Regions from separate parts of the Homo sapiens genome. Here region 1 is linked to region 2. A link is an interaction called in ENCODE POLR2A ChIA-PET data of the cell type or tissue named here. Cell type or tissue: A673. All regions are shown on one strand. Each heading gives the region's core, and the rest is flanking DNA. Links, peaks and the distances in the headings are about the cores only.

Evidence for each region. Peaks named below come from ENCODE experiments on the same cell type or tissue, not always from the same donor. Only the 100,000 strongest peaks of a DNase experiment are listed, where the experiment ranks them.
Region 1: POLR2A ChIA-PET joins it to region 2 with 12 read pairs; 3 of 35 experiments call an interaction of 5 or more read pairs at or near these places.

The regions. Positions count from the first base shown.
Region 1 is chr12:116,610,136-116,618,676 of GRCh38, forward strand. No RefSeq gene overlaps it. Among named protein-coding and RNA genes, the nearest start is that of LINC03088, 47 kb to the right of the region's middle. In A673, for the core only: no CTCF peak of the experiment used is centred there; no DNase peak of the experiment used is centred there.
Region 2 is chr12:116,513,400-116,521,940 of GRCh38, forward strand. LINC02457 (long intergenic non-protein coding RNA 2457) reads left to right here and starts at 2,430. Exons shown (of 3, transcript XR_001749339.3): 1 at 2,430-2,850; 2 at 3,419-4,491; 3 at 4,859-8,515. RefSeq lists enhancers at 4,970-5,470, 5,471-5,971. In A673, for the core only: no CTCF peak of the experiment used is centred there; a DNase peak (open chromatin) is centred at 7,742; H3K27ac peaks cover 399 bases.

The DNA of each region.
Region 1 (8,541 bases), core at 346-8,345, 97 kb after region 2:
TAGCTGGGATTACAGGCACCCACCACCGTGCCCGGCAAATGTTTTGTATTTTTAGTAGAGATGGGGTTTTACCATGTTGGTCAGGCTGGTCTTGAACTCCTGACCTCAGGTGATCCACCTACCTTGGCCTCCCAAAGTGCTGGGATTATAGGTGTGAGTCACTGTACCCGGCCAGGATGATTCTATTCTAAGAAGCTAGGAGAACATTCCAGATACTCCTCCAGAAACTACTCAGACTACCAAGCGGGTCAGCTCAAGAAGAGACCTAAGGCCGGACGTGGTGGCTCCTGCCTGTAATCCCAGCACTTTGGGAGGCCAAGGTAGGCGGATCACTTGAGCTCAGGAGTTCAAGACCAGCCTGGCCAACGTGGAGAAACCCCGTCTCTACTGAAAATACAAAAATTAGCTGGGCATGGTGGCGCACACGTGTAATCCCAGCTACTCGGGAGGCTGGGGCAGGAGAATCACTTGAATCCCAGAGGTGGAGGTGGCAGTGAGCCGAGATGGCGCCACTACACTCCAGCTGGCACAACAGAGCGAGACTTCGTCTCAAAATTTAAAAAATAAAAAGAAGAGAACTAAGGTTTGTCTTCCGTTAAACAAAGGCAGACCTTCTAAGCAAAGGTCTTCTGTGAAAAAGACTTTCTGGAATGTAGAGGGGGAAGGCTTACCCCTGGGGCAGTGAGGATTAAATGAAATAAGACAGGCAAAGTGCTTGGCAGAGGAGTATCAGATGGAAAGTGTTCATTGGTATTATTATTGTTATTATTATTCTATGTTCAAAAAACTGCTCATAGCTCTTCAAGCCTTAGAGGGTGCAAAAAGATGCTGCACAGCACGGCCACTCAGGAGGCAGAGCAACAACATTCCTGACTAGGAGAGTGTAGAGAAGATCAAATTTTGAGCAGAAAAGAACATTCGAGATTATTTGGATCAACCTTTCACTTTACAAGTAAGGAAGTAGGCTGGGCATGGTGCCTCATGCCTGTAATCCCAGCACTTTGGGAGGTCGAGGCAGGAGGACTAGGTGAGTATAGGAATTCGAGACCAGCCTGGACAACATAGCAAGATCCGGTCTCTATAGAAAAACAAAAATCAAGTAAGGAAGTAAAGTGGAAGTACACGGAGGTGGTGTGAAATGACTCGTCCAAGGTCACAGAGAGTGTTAAGGGTGGGCCTGGGGCCAGAGCTCAGGCTTCCTGCCCCACCCAGAGGCTATGTGTTTCCACTGCTTAGTCTGTCACCGAGGGGTGGATGGGAGGGTGGTGCCTCCTCCCTCGGTGTAAACCGGCTCCATGCTCACAGACCTGTTCCAGAGACCTTGCCGGTCAAAAATTCAAGTTCATGTACAGTATTTTTAAGAAATGTTTCCATAGAGATGGACAAATAATTGGAAACAATAATCCAGACAGAAAAGAACCACATTCATTGGAATAGGATGTATATAGCATGAGCTTGGGTGACAGTCCTGCTGACCTGGAGGGATGGTCAGAAAAGCCAGGCTGAGAGCTGGGAGATTCTGGGTTACAAGCTCACATTCCAGGACGGGAGCTTGATATCCTTTTTTTTTTTTTTTTAGATGGGCTCTTGCTCTGTTGACCAGGGTGGGGTACAGTGGTGTGATCATAATTCACTGCCACCTCGAATTCCTGGGCTCAAGCCATCCTCCCACCTCAGCCTCCCGAAGTGCTGGGATTACAGGCATGAGCCACCATGCCCGACAACGGAAATATATACATATATATTTTTGAGACAGAGCCTTGCTCTTTTGCCCAGGCTGGAGTGCAGTGGCGCGATCTCTGCTTACTGCAGCCTCTGCCTCCTGGGTTCAAGTGATTCTCCTGCCTCAGCCTCCCAAGTAGCTGAGATTACAGGCGCGTCACCACACCCACTCTGTTTTTAGTAGAGATGGGGCTTCACCATGTTGACCAGGCTGGTCTCGAACTCCTGGCCTCAAGTGATCTGCCCACCTCGGCCCCTCAAAATGCTGAGATTACAGGTGTGAGCCACCTCCCCCAGTCATGAAATCTTTTCATAGTCCTGTATGCACATCGATAACGCCCAGCCTATGAGTGCCCACTGAACAAGCACAGGCTGAGTCTTTCTGTACACCAGGCCTGGGGGAAGGTGACACAGTGATGACCCCTTTTCTTTCCCCCCCTTTTTTTTCTTTTTTTTTTGAGACAGAGACTCCTTCTGTCACTGCAACCTCTGCCTCCCGGGTTCAAGCAATTCTTGTGCCTCAGCCTCCCGAGTAGCTGGGACTACAAGCATGTGCCACCATGCTTGGATAATTTTTGTACTTTTTTTTTTTTTTTAGTTGAGGCAGGGTTTCACCATATTGGCTAGGCTGGTCTCGAATCCCTGACCTCAAGAGATCAGCCTACCTCAGCCTCCCAAAGTGCTGGGATTACAGGCCTGAGCCACCACACCTGGACTCCTTTTCCTTTTCCGGCTTCTAGAGGCCGCCAGCATTCTTTGGCTCCTGGTTTCTCCCTTGCATCACTCCAACCTCTTGCCTCTGTCCTCATACCTCCTCCTGCTGATGGCAGCACAGGCCCTGCATTTTCTAGCCAAGGGGCCCTTGGAAAGGAACTTAGCATCTCTGAAACTGTGTCCTTATCAGTGAGCTGGAGATGTCAGAGCGCCCACTTCACAGGGTTGATGGGACTGGGTCGAATGGGGTCTGTGTTAACGCTGAGCACTACGTCCTGCACACAATTTTATAATAGTAACGGTGATGATGATCGCCACCACTGTCATCCAACAGTCGTTTCTGTAGCTTGGAGACACAGATGGAGAGGTGACTTCTGCCTGAGGCATTAGGAAAAACTTTTTTTTTTCTTTTTTCTTTTTTTTTTTAGAGAGATACGATCTCTCTTTGTTGCCTAGACTGGAGTGCAGTATTGTGATCACGGCTCACTGCAGCCTCAAACTTCTCAGCTCAGGCGATCCTCCCGCCTCAGCCTCCCGAGTAGCTAGGACTACAGGCATACATAGGAAAAACTGTTTTAGAAGTGATTGCTGAACTGGCCCTGATCAAATGACAGTAAAGGAATGTGACCAATAGACAAGGGGTGTGCTGGACAGAAAAACAAGGACAGCAGAAGGCACGGGTGTTTGTAGAACAGGGAGGTCCCAAGTGGCCCAGAGCAGAAGGTCAGGGTCAGTGCCAGGAGGTGGGATAGATGGCAAAGGGATAGAAAGCTAGGGCTTTGGACTCAGACAGGCTCAAGTTCAAGTCCTGCAGCTCCACATAAGAGCTCTGCAAACTGGAGTACCTCGTTAGCTGCTCCTGCTCTGCCTTTGTGAAACGCTCATGGGAACAGTGCCTACCGCCTAGGCTTGCAGCAATTAAAGGCCGTTCTGATATGGGAGAGGCACAAGAGGCAGCTTGGAAAGGGCTCTGCGGGCCTGGCCAAGGAGTTTGCACTCTGCAGGGTCACGTCTTCGCTTTTCTTCTACTCTTCATCCCGTGTGCTCCATCCTTTTCCCTCAGACAACAGGAAGGCTGAGCACTGACCTTCCTCATCTTACGCCTGTCACTGTTCTCCTGAACTTAAAAATAATAGCTTTTGCCAGGCACAGTGGCTCATGTCTGTAATCCCAGCACTTTGGGAGGCCAAGGTGGGTGGACCACCTGAGGTCAGGAGTTCAAGACCAGCCTGGGCAACATGGTGAAACCCCGTCTCTACTAAAAATATAAAAGTTATCCAGGCATGGTGGTGGGTGCCTGTTATCCCAGCTACTTGGGAGGCTGAGGCAGGAGAATTGCTTGAACTCGGGAGGCAGAGGTTGCAGTGAGCCGAGATCATGCCACTGCACTCCAGCCTGGGCAACAGAGCAAGACTTCATCTCAAATAAATAAATAATTAAATAAACAAAAGAAAAAAGAGAAAGAAAGAAAGAAAAATAATAATAGCTTTCTTCACAGGTGGAAAAAATGTTATGAGACCATTGATCATCTGTAAAATGCGGGTAACAATGGCATTGACCTTATATGGTTGCTTTGAGGATTCACAGACAGAATGTGCAGAAGTGCCTGATGTTATAATGTGGGAGGCTAAAAGCTTAGGATCTGAAGTCAGGGGGACTGAGCCCGAATTGAAGCTATGTCACTTACTAGCTCTGTAAAGCGGGCAAGTGACTTAACCTCTCTGAGTCACAACTCCTTGTTTGTAAAATGAGGATGATAATATCAGCCACAGAGGTTCTTTGGCAAGCATACTAAGAGATCATCTAGGATGCACTCATTAACTATGATGATGATGGTGATGATGATGATGATGTCCTTTCTGTTTACATGTAAGACAAATTAGGCCCAGAGAGGGAAAGTGCCTTGCCCAAGGTCACACAGCAAGTTGGTGGTAATCCATCACACAGGCAGCTTCCTGTAGGATCTGCAGTCCAGGTGAATTCCCGGCATGAGTTCTGGGGACGGGAACCCGAGGCGGTACAAAGCATGCCCTCTCCCTAGGCTGTTTTCCTGTGTGAAGGGCAAGGTAGCATCCCCCACCTGCAGCCTATAAATCCGCACCAGTGGCCACTGCCTCCCAGGACTGTGTGGCTCTGCCTGCTGAGGAATCAGATGGTACCAGCAGACGGTCTCTCCATGCTACTGGAACCTGCATCGCGCCCATCATTTATTTTGGACAAGATGCAAGATGAGATATCAAAGGAATCAGCTGCTGGTCAGAGGAAATAGAAAAGGGGCCAGAACTCTGCCTGGCTCTGCTGGGCACAGAGTAAGCCCCCTCTCCCCTGCAAATCCGAATTAGGCTCCCCAATCTTAATCCAACTTTATTAATTGAAATTAAATCAATTCAAAGATAGAAGAGGCTAACTAGTTTCTTGGTTTCAAGCTTTTTGCTAAATATATATATATATATATATATATACATTTTTAAAAACTGGAGGTATTTATAGAATTAGAGTTCAGATTAGAGAGTTTCAAGTACCAGTTGAGGCCAATGGAAGTAAAGGGTCAGGAGTTCTGGCTCCCCACATTCAAATGAGCCAAGGGATGACCTCAAACACATCAGTTCGGGGTTTTATTTTTCCAACATGCTCTGCTGACTAATTGAGCTTTTCAGACCTCTCTGGAACAGATGCTGGTGTGAATAAAGCCTCCCTTTGCTCGAGGCACAACAGAAACACCCCCTAATGCCCAGCCAACGCGCCCACAAGATTTCAACTATTATTCAGGCCAACAGGAGGTATTGCAATTAAGAGATGATTGTCACCAACCCTCTTTAACAGCAAGCATGTCCAAGACGGAGGCTCCGGGGGAGGGTGGCTCTCGGGGGCCACCATCGTCAGGGTTGGCAGGTTTCCACCCTGGGAGTGAGTGACCAGGTCATGGGTGGATTGACACACAAATATTTTCTTTGGCAGATGGGACACAGTGAAAACAAGGTGAGGAGACCCAGGATAAGAGGTGCCCCTAAGTCTCCCGTCCGTTTCCCTCTCTGTAAAATGGACATCTCCAGAAACCAGCACTCTAAGTTTTAATTTAATTAATTAATTAATTTATTTATTTATTTATTTATGTTTTAGAGACAAGGTCTCACTCTGTTGTTGTCCAGGCTGGAGAGCAGTGGCGCTATCATAGCTCACTGCAGCCTCCAACTCCTGGGCTCAAGGGCTCCTCCTGTCTCAGCCTCCCGAGTAACTGAGACTATAGGTATGTACCACCACACCGGGCTACATTTTTTATTTTTTATAGAGACAGGGTCTCCCTATGTTGCCCAGGCTGGTCTCAAACTCCTGGTTTCAAATGATCCTCCCGCCTCAGTCTCCCAAAATGTCAGAATTACAGGCATGAGCCACCACGCCTGGCCCCTCCCAGTTTTAAAATATTGAAGAGCCCTCAAAGAAAATCAAACCAGCTGTGTCTCAGAGGTATAGGATCCTTCTGGCAGCTTGCAGACTGTAAAGAAGTTCAAAGAAACTCTGGTTGTTCCACTCTGGTTGTGGAAGTCATATTGGTCACTAGGATCTGAAAACATGTAGCTGAGAAGGGCTGAAGGGAATGGCTGAAGACCAGCGGGTGTGAATTGTCTTTCACCAACGGGAACTAGCAACCTTTTGTTCCATCAGTTTTTCATAGGAAAATTAAAAGGTTATCATGGGAAGCCCCCCTCCCCAGCAATCAATTACTATTGTTAGGATGAATAACAATAGACTTGCCCTCCACTTCAGCCTGTCCAGGATTCAGAAGTGCTTTTTGAATGCTAGTCCATTCATCCTCACGGTAACCTTGGAAGCATTCCATTAGGCAAATTCTGTATTACTTTTGCCTCTACAAAATATGTAGTGCCATTCTCTTGATGGAAAAATTAATCAAGCTATGATCTGAAAAGAATAATAATGGGGAGAAAATCCTGGGGGTGGTCTGAACTCACATGGACAGTTTGAATAACTCCAGACTTCAAATGTTGTACCTAGACCTCTGCCGTGGTGGGGAAGTGTTGATTTTGAAGGGTCAGGGCCCAGAAGCACCTTCTGATGGTCTGAGCACCAGGAAGCCTTTAGGTTCACTGAGTTTGCGTCTCCTGAAATAATATTATTTATTATTCTTGGCTGTGCCGCTCACTTACTGAATGACTTTAGGGAATCATTCTAACCTCTCCACTTTCCTCGTTTGTAAATGGGTTAATTATATTTGCCCACCTCACAGAAGTGTTGTGCAGATAAAACAATGAAAGGTGAAACAGAAAGGCCCTTTCCTCATTCAGTGGGCTGCCTGAGAATTCCTAACTCTGCATGCAGTGAAACAGCTAAATGCCTTTACTTACATGGATGGTTATAGTCCTGGCTGGCAATCACCAACTGGCGATTAGCTCTGCAATCAGCAAATTTAGTGCCAGGCTGGGGGGACCTGGGGCGATGCAGGACTGGAGCGCGAGTCCCAACCCTGCCAGTTCCTGGCTGTGTGACCTCGGGTAAGCCACCTAACCTCTCTGAACCCCTGTTTTCTGCTCTACGAACTGGGAAGACCTATACCCATCCCTTTAGGGTTGCTGTAAGGATTCAGTGAAACTCCTGGCATTTAATCGGTGCTTGATAAAGGACGCATATTATGAGGGCCTGTCATTTTCCATCAGGCCTAACAAACTTAATGAAGTGCTTACAAAATGTGCAGTACTTGTACCACTGATGGGAAACAAGAAGAGGGTTTTAGGCAATACGTGGAATTTCTTAGATATATGGAATTAGGGAACATTAGAAGGAGGACATCAAACTTGTGATTTTAACACTGTTAGTGATTAGAATGAGGCTAAGTTGTTAGAACATGAGTTAATTACAAAATTATAGTGAATAAATCATTGTATTGGTGTACATGGATAGGGTAAAAAAAATTTTTTTTGAGACAGGGTCTTGCTCTGTTGCCCCGGCTGGAGGACAGTGGCATGATCTCGGCTCACTGCAACCTCTGTCTCCCGGGTTCAAGCAATTCTCCTGCCTCAGCCTCCCAAGTAGCTGGAATTACAGGTGCCCACCATCACATCCAGCTAATTTTATTTTTTGAGATGAGTCTTGCTTTGTCGCCCAGGCTAGAGTGCAGTGGCATGATCTCTGCTCACTGCAACCTCCGTCTCCTGGGTTCAAGTGATTCTCCTGCCTCAACCTCCCAAGTAGCTGGGATTACAGGCGCCCCCATCACACCCAGCTATTTTTTTTTTTTTTTTTTTTTCAGATATAGTCTTGCCGTGTTGCCCAGACTGGAGTGCAGTGGTATGATCTCGGCTCACTGCACCCTCCTCCTCCTGGGTTCCAGCAGTTCTCCTGCCTCAGCCTCCTGAGTAGCTGGGATTACAGTTGTGTGCCACCACGCCTGACTAATTTTTTTTGTATTTTTAGTAGAGACGGGGTTTCACCACGTTGGCCAGGCTGGTCTTGAACTCCTGACCTCAATTAATCCACCCACCTTGGCCTCCCAAAATGCTGGGATTACAGGTGTGAGCCACTGTGCCTGGCCTTGTTAACAATTTTTAAGTGGTACGTGAAATACCTCAACATTCCCTATGACAGCATATGGAAAAAAGCGCTGGGCTAGTGGCAGATTCTGACCTTAGGTTTTCACATTTATCAGTCATGTGACTGTGACCAGGCCCCTACATCTCTCTGAGCCTCAGTTTCCCATGTATAAAATGGGCTAATAAGACCTAGGAGAGTAAAAATAAGATAATAAAAATGAAAGCCACTGGAAAATTGCAAAAGTATGGTCCAATCTAAGAGGTTCATTGTTATCCCTACTGTGTGGTTTGACAGAAATGATCCATACTTATCCGCCAGCCTATGAGACAATAGCAGGGATGACATTCAAAATCAAGGATGGTTCAATCCCAACTCTGCCAGGCATCAGCCTGTAGCCTTGAGCAGCTTCTTTAAGGTCTCTGAGCCTCCATTTCTTCATCTATAAAAAGGGGTTAGTAATAACACCCTTAGCAATTCAACTCAAAGGGCTAAAATTTTCCTCTAAGGAATGACAAATTGAAGGAAAAGCCCAACAGCCCAAAGAAAAACGGTGTGAAAAGA
Region 2 (8,541 bases), core at 161-8,160:
GAAACCCTGTCTCTACTAAAAATACAAAAACTAGCCAGGTGTCATGGCACATGCCTGTAATCCCAGCTACGTGGGAGGCTGAGGCATGGGAATCACTTGAACCTGGGAGGCAGAGGTTACAGTGAGCCGAGATCGCACCACCACACTCCAGCCTGGGTGACAGAGTGAGACTCTGTCTCAAAAAAAGAAAAGAAAAATGATCCCTTTACAGGGTATATTCATTTCCTTAGGCTGCCATGACAAATGAACACAAACTAGGTGGCTTAAAAAAACAGACATTTATTTTGTCATAGTTCTGGGGGCCAGAAGTGCAAAGTCAAGGAGTTAGCTGGGTCATGCTCCCTGTGAAGGCTCTTGGTGAAGATCCTTCCTTGCCTCTTCCAGCCACTGGTGGCCCCAAGATGTTCCTTGGCTTGTGGCTCCTTCTCTCCAATCCCTGACTGCATCTTCACATGGGTGTGTCAAATCTCTCTCTATCTTTTTCTCATAAAAGGCACTTGTCATTGGATTTAGGGATCCAGGGTGATTGATATGGTTTGGCTCTGTGTCCCTGCAAAAATCTCATCTTAAACTATAATCCCCTTAATCCCCACGTGTTGAGGGAGGGACCTGGTGGCAGGTGATTGGGTCATAGGGGTGGTTTCCCTTATGCTGTTCTCGTGATAGTGAGTGAGTTCTGACAAGATCTGATGGTTATATAAGTGTTTGACAGTTCCTCCTTTATGTACTCTCTCTCACCTGCTGCCATGTAAGACGTGCCTGCTTCCCCTTCCACCACGATTGTAAGTTTCCCGAGGCCTCCGCAGCCACGCAGAACTGTGAGTCAATTAAACCTCTTTTCGTTATGAATTACCCAGTCTTGGGCAGTTCTTTATAGCAGTGTCACAACAGACAAATACAATGATCTCACCTCAGGATCCTTAATTATATTGCAAAGACCCTATTTCCAAAAGAGGTCACATTCACAGGTGCCAGGTGTTCAGATGTGTATGTAAGTTAGTGGCGGAGGGGGGCATTGGGTCACCATTCAACCCCATTGCACAGGGACAGAAATCTTGCATATCTTGTTGATCTCAATCCCATGCATAAGCACAGTGCTAGGCACATGAGAGGCACTCAATGAGTATATGTTGCATGGATGAAGAATCTAGACAGGGCTGTAATGGAGAGGAGATTGGTTATCATTAGCACCCTGGTCTACAACTGAGCTGCCCATTTTTCAGCCCTAGCACACTGTGTTTAAATCCCAGTGAGACTCAAGGATTAGGCACTAGAGGAGGCAGCGTGCTGACACAAGGAAGAGTTTCAGACTTGGGGTCAGAGGACTTGCATGCTAGGTTTGGTTCTTGGCTGAATTGCTGAAACTGTCCAAGCCTCAGTAGCAAAACATGGGTGTTAACTACTCCCCACAGGATTGCCATTCAAGTTAAATGATATAGCACCTAGACAGCCCCTGATCCACACTAGGTACTCAGCAAATGCTGATTATGTTGCAATTATGTCATGATTTCATTCGACTCACTTTATATTTGTTCTCAGTTTTATTTCCAGTACCTAGCTGAATCGTTGACTGGTGTGATTCCAAAAGCTTGTGTAGGCTTTCCTTTGTGTCACAAGGAAATGTACAGCACCCTATAAAAGTGGCTCATAGAACAGGTTAAATAAATCATGGTACGTCTATATGCTGGAATGCTATGCAGCCCAGATCAAACGAAAGCTCTCTCTGCACTCCTCTGAAATGGTCTCCAAAAGATATTAACAAACAGAAAGAACAAAGAGGCATAACAGCATGTAGAAGATGCTATCATTTGTTAAACAAAAGGGGATATGCACTTACATTACATGTTTTATAGCATCAAATTCTTCTGGAAGCTTATCCAAGAGGCAAGTGATGGTGGTTTCTTCTAGTGAAGGAACTCAGGGGGCCTAGAGTCAGACAGTGAAGGAGATGTATGCTCTTTTTTATCTTATTTATTTTCACTGTACACTTTCTTGCAATGCTTGAAATTTTTCCACATATACATATATTACCTATTCAAATAAAGACACGCTGAATATACATACACTAAATTTTTTTTTTGGCCAGGTGCGGTGGCTCACATCTGTAATCCCAGCACTTTGGGAGGCCAAGGCTGGTGGATCACTTGAGGCCAGGAGTTCGAGACCAGCCCACCCAATGTGGTGAAACCCTGTCTCTACTGAAAATACAAAAATTAGCCGGGCGAGGTGGTGAGCACCTGTAATCTCAGCTACTCTGGAGGCAGAAAGGCACGAGCGAGAATTGCTTGAGCCTGGGAGGCAGAGGTTGCAGTGAGCCGAGAACGTGCCACTGCACTCCAGCCTGGGTGACAGAGAGAGACCCTGTCTCAAAAAAAAAAAAAAAAAGAACAAAAAGAGAACTAGCTGTTTCTCTCTCTCTCTCTCTGTAGTGTGAGGATACAACTGGGAACTAAAGCTGGAAGATGCCAGACATTCAGCAGGGAGTTCCCTCATCAGCAGCTGGCTAACTGGGGAACTGAAAGTCACAAGGCGCTCGTTTCTGATAACTCCATGAAAATTCACTCTGGGTCAGAAATCAATCTTTGGAGTTCTGAACATGCAGCTTTTCTCATGGGCCTTTTGGAGAACAATCAGCTACTCAGCCATCAGAGCCTTTTTTGCTGGATGGCAGGCAGGAACTGACAGCAAACCATCGTCTCTACAACACGCAGAAGATCAGCACCAAGTCTCCATTCTCCGAAAACATGTGTCCATGCAGCTCTCCCAGGGGAGGTCTGCGCTGCAGTGGAAGGCCCCAGGAGCGTGGGAGCCAGCTCATCGCATGAAGGAAACACAGAGTTGTACCTCCAGGTATCTAATTTGGAGCTGAGACCTATTCCTCTTTTGGCAGAGGACACTATTTCTTTTTTTTTTTTTTTTTTTTTTTTGAGATGGAGTCTTGCTCTGTCGCCCAGGCTGGAGTGCAGTGGCGCGATCTCGGCCCACTGCAAGCTCCGCCTCCCAGGTTCACGCCATTCTCCTGCCTCAGCCTCCCAAGTAGCTGGGACTGCAGGCACCCGCCACCATGCCCGGCTAATTTTTTTGTATTTTTAGTAGAGACGGGGTTTCACCATGTTAGCCAGGATGGTTTCGATCTCCTGACCTCATGATCCGCCCACCTCAGCCTCCCAGAGTGCTGGGATTACAGGTGTGAGCCACGGCGCCCGGCCCAGGACACTAGATCTTTATCCCAGGCTTGTTCTGTGGGACAGTTTGTGAGTTCCAGCATCGGCTGGTTCGTGAGAGGCAGCACTTGATGTGCAATGTCCCCTTTTGCCTCTCCTCCCATGCTACCAAAAGCAGCTGGTTCAGTGGCCACTGCCATCTTCCCTTGTCCCTGAGCTTTGGAGATGACTGTGTTTCCTAACCTCTCCTGCAGATGCCAGGCGGAGCGGCGACGTGACGCACGGTGGACGAGGAGCCAGGATGCCCAGCTCTGCTACCAACACAGAGTGGGAATTTGCACACCTCACATGGTGTCAGTTTCCAAATGCTGCTGTAATCAATTTCCACAAAGTGGTGGCTTAGAAAAACAGACATGTATTCGCTGACAGTTCTGGAGCCCAGAAGCCTGAAACCAACGTGAGGGTTCTAGGGGAAGATCCTCATTTGCCCCCTCCCAATTTGGTAGTTCTGGGTGTTCCTTGGCTTGTGGACTCATCACTCCAATCTCTGCATCTGTCTTCACATTGCTTTCCCTGCTTCTCTGTGTGTCCATTCTCTGCATGTCTAATTTGTAAGGATATGAGTGATTGCATTTAGGGCCTACTTGGGTTATCCAGGGAGATCCCCTCATCTCAAGAAAATTGATCTAATCATGTCTGCAAAGACCCTTGATCCAGATAACATTCACAGGTTCTAGGGATTTGATTGGGATATCTTTGGGGTGAGGGGGGATATTTTTCAGCCTGCCACACCCACTTCCCTTCTTCTGGCCTCTTCCAGAAAATGATGGCCCCTCTGAGCCCCGAGTTCCCCTTCAGCTTTGAAGTTCTGCAGGTGATCCTCAGACAGCCTAGCCTGCATTGCCAAGTTCACGACAATGTTATCTCAATAGAGTACCTGATATTTTTTCAAAGCACTTTCCCATCTGTTATTTTGCTTCATGCTCCTGATCACCTCTCGGGGCACACAGGGCAATTAATATTAAACCCATTTAATTGATGAAACAACAGAGGCCCAAAAACTCCTAACTCACTTTCTCCTTGAGTTAGTCAGCTAATGGGAACCAGGAGCAGGCCAGGTGGTTTCCCAGGGCATGCTTTTTTTTTTTCTCTCTCTCTTTCATTGTATATAGCCTTTCACCACCACAGGCTTTGTTCTGGAAGCCCAGGAAGGTAGGCAAGTCAAAGCTTGTCATGTAGATCCAAGCCCACCCTGAATCCCTGATTCATATCCCCTGGAGAGTGTGGCAGGAACTTCATTTGCACTCCCTGTGGTCCCAGGTGGCAGGTAAGCTCTCAGTCTCTGGCTGTATACTGTTAGAGACCTCTTCTTCCCGTGGGTAGCTTCCCAAGCAAGGGGGTTTTCCCAAACCTCAAGAACTGCAGGACTATCAGACATTAGCAGAATTAGATCTGCCTGGCCTCCGGGCCAAAAAAAGATTTCAATTGTTTCAGGACAGATTAAATTCAGGACTGGGAATAGGGCAGGGGAGGTCTTTTTTCGCAGTCCCACCTGCCTGTGACTTGCAGATCTGGACGAAGAATTTCCTGTCCTAACTAGGCCTCAGTTTCCCTGAAATAACATCGATTAGGTGGGAGTGGGTGTGGGTCAGTAGGATTTCCTCTTACCCCCAGCCCTTTTCAATCTAATTCAGAAATGAGGATGAAGCCAAGTGTTTGGAGTTCTTGCGAAGAAAGATACAACAGCCACACAAGGTATTATTAACTTTATTACTTGTCAGGAAGAGGTGGGGGAAGCAGTTAAGATTCGGCTAGATGAGAGGTGAGTGTACTGCATTACAATCTCTGGAGGGTGTGGTGGGCATATGAGCTGGAAAGGACCATTATTTATTTACTACTTTTGTTAAGTGCCTGTAATGTGCTGGGTGCTATGCTGGATGTGTGTGTAACACAGACACATAAACCATTCAGGGTCAACCTTGCGTGGGTGGGAGGAGGTTAAAAGCACTTGCATCTTCTTCTCCCTGAAAACAGAAACATCTTCCTCCTTGGCCTACCATGGTGCCAGCAATCTCCAGCATTAGCGATGGCTCCTTGGGGGTAACCTGCAGAAGCTTCTTAACTGGGTTAAGGCATCTTATTACCTTGCAGGAGTAAGGCAATCGCCAGCTCACTGATAGTACACAATGATTTCGCTCATTCCATCCACTCTTGGCCATTGGTGCAGCAGGAAGGGCCTTGGGGTCCTCCAATTTGGACAGTGGGGAGGACTTGGCCCTGGGCTGACAGATTGCTGCTTGGCAGGTTTATGGGAGCCAGGCGTCAGCATGGTGTGACGTGGGGAGGCAAGAGTCAATGCCAATGCAGGCAGCCCCCTCCCACCAAGCAAAGCGGCTTACAGACTTCGGAGAGGAAACAAAACATCTACATGCAAATGTTGAACCAGATTTCAGAGCAAGAGAGCAACTTCAAGAGCCAAGGCAGTTCCAACTACCAGGTGTTTAATACCTTTTCAGCTTGGGTGGATCATGGATCTCTTTGAGAAACTGAGGAGACAGTCTTGGATTCTCTCTCTGTCTCTCTCTCTCTCCCCCACCTCCCCCTCTCTTGCACCTTCTTCTCCCTGCAAACAAAATCAGAGTCCTGCTCTGTCACCCAGGCTGGAGTGCAGTGGTGCCACCTTGGCTGACTGCTAGCCTTGAACTCCTAGGCTCAAGTGATCCTCCTGCCTCAGCCTCCCAAAGTGTTAGAATTACATGCGTGAGCCCCCACACCTGGCCTGGATCCTCTCTTTTGTAGAAAATGCACTTGCATAGCAAACACACACACACATACACACCTCTCACTTTTTTAATGAAATGTCAGGGTGTCTGCTGATGCCTGAAGCACATCCGAGGGCCGCAGTGAGATATTCTTCTTTGGAAGTGCTCAACAACCCTGGGAGGTAGGTGTGGCAGGGTCTCTTTTCATACACCATAAAACAGAGACCCAGAGGCAGCTCGCAACTTGCTCAGGTCATGTATTAGTGAGCATCAGAGGCAGGCCAGGACCCCCAATTGCACAGGTCTAGGAAGCACCATTTCATCCAAGTCTATGTTGCATGCCAAAGAGTGTCACTGACAGAGAACACAGTGAGACCACTGCTACCGCCCTGGAGTTAGGCAGTGCAGCAGCTCTAGAGGACCTCAGCCAGGGTCTTCTGATAACCATTTACAGGCATATATGCAAAAAGCCCCACGGGGTGACAGAGGTAAGGAGTCCTGGAGGGGGATCAGAGAGGGATGCAATTGCCGAAGACTTGGATGCCTAAGCTTGCAAATGGAAGACTATTTCTAAATCATTTATTCATTCCACAGCTTCATAGGTGGAGGTGATTCATAGGTGGTTCCTATGTGAATTTCAGTTCCCCTTCCCCCCGACCTAGAGTAAAATCCACACTCTTATTTATTTATTTATTTATTTTGAGATGGAGTTTCACTCTGTTGCCCAGGCTGGAGTACAGTGGCATCTCGGCTCCCTGCCACGTCTGCCTCCCAGGTTCAAGCAATTCTCCTGCCTCAGCCTCCCAAGTACCTGGGATTACAGGTCACCACCACCGCGCCAAGCTAATTTTTTGATTTATACTAGAGACGGGGTTTCACCAAGTTGGCCAGGATGGTCTCGAACTCCTGACCTCAAGTGATCTGTCCACCTCGGCCTCCCAAAGCGCTGGGATTACAGGCATGAGCCACCGCACCTGGCCAAAATCCACACTCTTCATAGCGATCTCTGTGGCTCAGCAGGGACCCCTCCATGCCTCTCTGTCTCTCCTCTCTCTTGCCACTGCCTTTCTTGTTCATTACACTCCAGCAACCCTGACCTTCTGTCAGTTCCTAGCGCTTGCCAAGCTTTCCCCTCCCCAGGGCCTTTGCACTTGCTGTTCCTCCTGCCTTGGAAGATTCTAGCCCTGGCTGTTCCCAGGGCTGGCTCCGTCTCATCCTTCAGCTCTCATCTTGAATGTCACTTTCTCAGAGAGATCTTCTTTGACTTTATCTAAGAATATCCCTCCACTATTCTCTAGCCATCTGTTTCTTTTTAGCACGTATAACAATCTGTAACTGTTTTATGTCTTAATTTGCTTATGTATTTATTATCTATCTCTCCCTTGATCATAGAAAACATGGTAAAGATTGTAGCTACGGTGTCCTGTTCACCATTCTATCCCTAGCCCCTAGCACGTATTAAGGGTTCAATAATTGCAGACTGAATGACTGAAAGGCATGTTTGGAAGCAGAAGTATTCCTCGGCCACCACTTTATCTTACTTAGTGCAGTAATGCAATCAACATTTGGCTCCTGCTGTGATGCTACCCTGATCTCGGGCTGGTGAAAGCGTGACTCTCCAAGATGAGCCATCCAAGAAACCACATAGAAAAGATCAAGGTCCCATAACTTCAGCTTGGGGAAGCAAGAACAAATGTGGCATTCCTCACTTAAGAAAGAAGAGGCTGTGATGCTTGCTAAAAAAAAAAAAAACTTGTCAACTGGATCCATCATCAAAGGAAACTGCCCCATGGACAGTTTTATGACGTAGTCTGAAGCACAGGAAATGGGCGGCACGGGAGCATCGGGGGACTTTTAGAAGTTGTATTGCTTTCTTAAGAAAATGCTGCTGGCTTCTGGAACTGCAGTTTAATTAAATTCAGTTGGCTGGATACCTTCAAAGGCTGTTCCAGGTCTTCACCAGCCCTCACAGACGCAGGCATCTTCCGAGCAAATGTGTGAGCGAGAGAGCGGTGAAGCAGTCTCTGGCAAGACAAGGCAGGCATTCTCCAATCCTGGATCATCACACCCTGGCATGCGGCAGGGCAGGTGGCCAAGGACCTGAGCGTCCAGATCTTCCTCCACCCACCCCGCCCGGTCTCCATGTGTGACAATGGAGGGGAGACAATGCTGTCTTCATAGAGGTAGTGCAGAGATCAGGGCTATCAGAGGGGCCTGCAAAGGTGCACACAGACCCACTTTGGTCAATTTGTCAGCGGTGAAATCCGATGCAGGTTCTCCCAGGGTGACTCGCTGCCACCCCAGGGATGGAGTCTGCAGGTTTCTAGGGGCTGGTCCCCCAGGGAAGGAAGGTCTGAGGGCCACAGGAGCATTTTGGGAACTTGAGCTCTTCCAAACCAGTCTGTAACACAGAAGACGCTAGAAAGAACACTAACTGGGTCAGAGATGCAGTCCAGACACCATGGGGCATTCTGATTATCTTGATAAGATGTGAGCTCAAACATAGACCCTGTCAGATGAAATGTCTCAGAAAAGGCAATTTTCTGTTCAATCTAACTTTTAATTTAAAAAATAATAATAACAGGCAGGGCATGGTGCTTCACACCTGTGATCCC